Linked DNA regions of Homo sapiens: region 2 is linked to region 1. A link is a loop called in an ENCODE intact Hi-C map of the cell type or tissue named here. Cell type or tissue: GM12878. All regions are shown on one strand. Each heading gives the region's core, and the rest is flanking DNA. Links, peaks and the distances in the headings are about the cores only. Region 1 overlaps GAS7 (growth arrest specific 7). Region 2 overlaps GAS7 (growth arrest specific 7).

The links. Peaks named below come from ENCODE experiments on the same cell type or tissue, not always from the same donor. Only the 100,000 strongest peaks of a DNase experiment are listed, where the experiment ranks them.
Region 2: it touches region 1 in a loop (2.5-fold over the local background); 3 of 110 quality-filtered maps call a loop at or near these places.

The regions. Positions count from the first base shown.
Region 1 is chr17:9,986,674-9,989,476 of GRCh38, forward strand. The region is part of intron 2 of GAS7 (growth arrest specific 7); the gene reads right to left. Among named protein-coding and RNA genes, the nearest start is that of RCVRN, 83 kb to the left of the region's middle. In GM12878, for the core only: a CTCF peak has its summit at 1,323; a DNase peak (open chromatin) is centred at 2,108; H3K27ac peaks cover 764 bases.
Region 2 is chr17:10,039,502-10,042,304 of GRCh38, forward strand. All of the region lies in intron 1 of GAS7 (growth arrest specific 7), which reads right to left. Among named protein-coding and RNA genes, the nearest start is that of RCVRN, 140 kb to the left of the region's middle. In GM12878, for the core only: no CTCF peak of the experiment used is centred there; DNase peaks (open chromatin) are centred at 1,200 and 1,832; H3K27ac peaks cover 2,215 bases.

The sequences.
Region 1 (2,803 bases), core at 240-2,739:
CTGCCCTCACTGGCCTGGTCAACTCCCAGACCCCCCACAAGCTAGAGTCTCCGTAAGTACCATATCCCTCCCCTCTAACCTCCAAATGGGCCCCATCAGGGACGATGCAGCTGCCTGAAGGATTCAGCCCAGTCCATCTCCTTGTCTTGGCGAGATCTGACCAACCCATAACACAAAGACACTGTGAGCCTGGGGCAGGGATGGTGCTGAGCCAGGCCAGGCCAGGCCAGGCAGACATCTGGAGAGAGCCACTGGGGCTCTGGCTGGGTGACCTCACCAGCAGCAGGACAAGTCACCCCAGAGGACCATACTACCCACAGGGAGGAAGCCGTGTCCAGGTCTTTTCCAATACAAGATTCCCTAATCTGCTTACAACACATCTGGCTCCTTGACCAAGTCACAGTAAGACTGAAGCGGCAGCTCCAGGCCTCAAGAGATGCTGGATTGAGACCCTTCTGCATTCTCTGGACGTCCATCCCTGTGGTCTTAGGTCATCCCGGATGACTGCCCACACTCTACTAACAGAGCCATGGCCACACAGGCCCCAGAGGTTCTAGGAGGAACAGTGCGGTCAGAGTGGAAGAAGTGAGATGTGCCCCGGGGAGCCTCTTCCCACCCCACCTAATTCACACAAAACACATATTTTCCTAGTGGTAACTAGAACTCCATTCAGACCTCTTCCGCTGAGACCCAGAGAGCCATATACTGGCCATGGATGAAACCAGTCTAAGGGAGGTACTATTTTAGCATTAATGCTAAGAGCCAAAGATGTTAATCTTCTCCTCAGCGAATGCCAGTGTCTACCCCACATAGAATAAAACTTATAAAGACAGCTGGGCACAGTGGCACACGCCTGTAGTCCCAGCTACTTGGGAGGCTGATGCAATAGGATCCAGGAGTTCAAGTCCAGCCTGGACAACACAGCAAGACCCTATCTCTATAAATGAATAAATGAATGGATGAGTGAGTGAATGAATAATTTGTAAAGTGAGAGACCAGTTGAAAGCTTGAAGACTATGTAAATCTGAGTTTCAAAGCACAGATGCCCCTTCTTCAAAATAATAATAATAAATTTTAAAAACAGTGAGCTAGGCGGAAGTTATTAATTTTAAATAGTCACTTCCGGGCTTCATTTCCCCTTGTTAAGGCTGCATCCTGCCTGCATTAGCAATATTGGGCTCCAGTGGGAAAGCCACAAGGAGCCCCTGGACCTAAGCCACTGGTTATGGTGACTGGCCATGGGCCCACCTACAAGCCTCTGGCCCCCAGTGGCCTCCTGCTGGGGCTCGTCCACTTTTCTTGGCTTGTGCCGGCTCTCTGCTGCCCCCTGTGGTTATCAGGTAAAATAACCACAGATACCAGAGCAGAAGGAAATGGACTCTGGGGTCTTGACTTTGATCTGAGATTCCTGCAGTCTTCTCCTCTTTGCCTCTCTTTATACTCACCCTTCTGTGCTACTTGCTCTATCTCCTCCTCCCCCACCACCAAATTTTCTTTCTTCCTTGCCCTGGTTTGGCGGTCTCTCTACCCATGGCTTCTCTCCTTGCCCTGTAGTCCTCACAAGGAGGGTCTGCCTAGCTATGGCCAGGTTTTTCTAGTCAGATGGCAGCCCTGCCACTCCGTTTCTCAGCCCTTCTCCCTTCCTACCCAGAAGCTGGCTTGCCCCCAGGCTATGCTGCCCTGTCCTCCAAGCGAGCCCCATTGCCTTGGTCCAGGCAGATGCAGAATTTGCAATCAGGCCACATTCTCCTGGAGGCCCCTGCTTATCTCCCTTGGCCAATACAAAAGCAGCAGTTCACAGAGACCTGGTTCCCTCCTGCGCACCAGAGTTTCCTCCATCTCTGGTTTTTCAATGCCTTCCAGTACAGCCATTGCTACAAGACATTTGAAATTCCCTCTTAAAAGTAAATGGCTGAGGCAGGAGAATTGCTTGAAGCCAGGAGGCGGAGGTTGTGGTGAGCAGAGATCGCGTCGTTGCACTCCAGCCTGGGTGACAGAGCAAGACTCCATCTCGAAAAAAAAAATTAAATGATATTTAAATCACAACCACAGTTTCTCTGCAGGAAAGAAACTACTCTCTGAAGAACCATTTACGCCTGGTCACGCCAAGCCCCTCCACATCTGGCATCCCCTTCAGCGGTCACAAAACACCTATGAGATAGGTGCTGTCATTTCCTTTTTTTTTTTTTTTTTGAGACGGAGTCTCGCTCTGTTGCCCAGACCGGAGTACAGTGGCGCGATATCAGCTCACTGCAAGCTCCGCCTCCCAGGTTCCCGCCATTCTCCTGCCTCAGCCTCCTGAAGAGCTGGGACTACAGGAGCCTGCCACCACGCCCGGCTAATTTTTTTGTATTTTTAGTAGAGACAGGGTTTCACCGTGTTAGCCAGGATGGTCTCGATCTCCTGACCTCATGATCCGTCTGTCTCAGCCTCCCAAAGTGCTGGGACTACGCGCCCGGCCCATTTCCACTTTTAATGGAAGGAACTGAGGCCTCAGTGAGAAGTGGCATCTCTGGAACTCAGTCTGACAACAAAGACCACCATTTTCTGGCCACACTCACCGTGTCTGAGCTCTAGGCTGGGACTCTGGGAGCTGCAGCAAAACAGTGTATTTTAATCTATAAACAACCCTTTATTTGAGAATCATCCTCAATATGAATATTATTATTATTCATTCAACACATATTTGAGGGCCTATTCTGTGTCAGGCACTGTGCTGGACACGGGGTTATATTGCAGGAAATATAAGTGGTTAAACTCCTCCTCCTTCAGCTTAAATTCTAGTGGTCATTATGCCATTCCA
Region 2 (2,803 bases), core at 245-2,744, 53 kb after region 1:
CGAAAACCCATCTCTACTAAAAATACAAAAAATTGGCTAGGCATGGTGGCGGGCGCCTGTAATCCCAGCTACTCAGGAGGCTGAGGCAGGAGAATTACTTGAACCCGGGAGGCAGAGGTTGTAGTGAGCCAAGATCATGCCACTGCACTCCAACCTGGACGTCAGAGTGAGACCCTGTCTCAAAAATAAATAAATAAATAAAGACGACGAGGCTGGCCACCTATAGCAGGACTCACTCACCATGGCTCGTCTTGCGTTCAATCTTGGGGAGACCGAGGTGACACAGCCAGCATCCTAATGTCAATCGAGGGATTTTCCGTTTAGGGGTGTGGCACCCTCTGGGGCTCCCAGAGGGGGTGACAATGTGCCTTTCCCTTGGACATATCAATTCCTTCTGTGTCCGCATCCCACCTTCCTGGTCTTTTCTCTTACATGCCTGACAGCAGGGCCCATCTCTTCCTTCCTAAAGTTACTGACGTGGCTGCTGGGGGGACTCTTCCTCCCTCTCTAATTGCTGGGTTTCAATCTGCTGCAGGAGTGGCTGTGAGGATCTTGTACTGAGCACTCACTTTGGACCAGGCGCTGTTCTATGCTTCACATGTTTCATGTCACTTAATCCCTCTAACAAACCAAAAAGGAAAATTCTATGATCGCCCTCATTTAACAGAGGAAAACAGAGGCTCCTGCGAGAGATTGGGCAGGATGGGTCAGAAGAACAAGCCACAGGGGCAATATTCTAGGCCATGGGGCCAGCCTGAGCCAAGGTGAGAGAGAAACCGTGTGGGTAGAGGCTGTGGGGGAAAAGCAGGTGGATCCATTCATTAGAGTTTAAGAGGCATGGGAGGTGAGAAATATAGTAGTGAAGGATGGCATCAGATCATGGGAGGCCATGAGGACACCAAGAACTAAGAAATTTCGATTCTATAAAGGAGAAGAAACCATCAGTGGATTCTGAGCCAGGGAGAAGTCACAATCAGGGCTGTGCTTTGTAGAAATCATCATGATACCAGGGTATAAAAAGGTCAAATGTGAGGGAGAAACTAGAGGGAGGAAACCGGCTATAGAATCCCCCCCACCTTCTTTCTCTCTCCCCCCTCTCACCCATCATAAAAACAAGAGAAAGGCAATGCTCAAGCCTACACTTGCAAAATGGTCCCAAACCAGCCATGAAGAGGAGGCAAGAGCATCACATCCAGCGGTGGGGAGTCCCCCACCGGCAGCTGAGTTATTTGCATCTTCTCTCTGCAGTGTGGGAGGAGAGGCCGGGTGACGAATCCACACACTCGCTTTTGAGGTCAGACATGCTACAGAAATAGACAGGACCAAGATACTTTTCTGTTCTTGGAGATGGGCTCTCACCCATAAGAAGGTAAAAGCGGGCCGGGCACGGTGGCTCACACCTGTAATCCCAACACTTTGGGAGGCCGAGGCAGGTGGATGACCTGAGGTCAGGAGTTTGAGACTAGCATGGCCAACATGGCAAAACCCCACCTCTACTAAAAATACAAAAATTAGCCAGGCGTGGTGGTGTGCGCCTGTAATCCCAGCTACCAGGGAGGCTGAGACAGGAGAATTGCTTGAACTCAGGAGGCAGAGGTTGCAGTGAGCCAAGATCGTGCAGCTGCACTCCGGCCTGAGTGACAGAGCAAGACTGCCTAAAAAAAAAAAAAAAAAAGAAGAAGGTAAAAGCAAAACTTCATTTGAACCTAGATGGCCAAGACCTTCACCTTCAGTCCTTACAGGTTTGTGAAATTAAAATGGCCATGAAAGCTTTCATAGCCTGTGACTCCTCAGTTTTGTAACAGCAAAGAGGGGACAGTTTTGATGCTGTTAAACATTAACAGCCGTCTCCGACACCACTTTGACATTGCATCACACAGACGAACAGATACAATCACAGACAACAATGCATCACTCCAGGCAACACACAGAAATCACTGTCATTGCAAATCCCAGTAGGGCCCCCAGCCAAGGGCAAGGGACCTTTCCGGGCCATTACAAACCAGGAGGCTGATCTGCTGTGGCCTGACCTCAGCAGAACACACTAGTCCTGCAGACATTTAATTCTTTAGGATTCCCCAAAGTTAATCTCTCAGAGTATGGAAGACTCACGAATACATTCTAAGGGTTTACTGTTTGGGTTCATCCTAGCATCTCAATCCAGAAGTCACTTTGGTTTTCCTTTATTAACCATCCTTAGTGATTAGCGTTGGCCGTGAAAAACACGCTACTGGTCTCTCCTTGTGGCCTCTGCAAATAGATAGGTTGCTACATATGAAGCCACACACACGAACGGCAGACAGCAGAGAATCCGTGATCCCAAAGCAAAAAGACTGATGATATTTCCACCAACCTGAGTTTTCCTGAGTTCAACGGCATCAGATAAGACCAACCCTCTTATTATTTTTTTCGTTTCAGTCAAGTTGAAAACTGTCAACCAAAATAGGCCTTATTTGCTGTAGGCCCTTGTCCTCTGTAGGATGAATTGGGTTGTCTTAAAATGATAATTAATAGGCCGAGCACGGTGGCTCATGCCTGTAATCCTAGCACGTTGGGAAGCCAAGACGGGCAGATCATGAGGTCACGAGTTCAAAACCAGCCTGGCCAATATTGTGAAATCCTGTCTCTATTAAAAATACGAAAATTAGCTGGGCGTGGTGGCACGTGCCTGTAGTCCCAGCTACTTGGGAAGCTGAGGCAGTAGAATCACTTGAACCTGGGAGGCAGAGGTTGCAGTGAGCTGAGATAGTGCCACCGCACTCCGGCCTGGGTGACAGAGCGAGACTCCGTCAAAAAAAAAAAA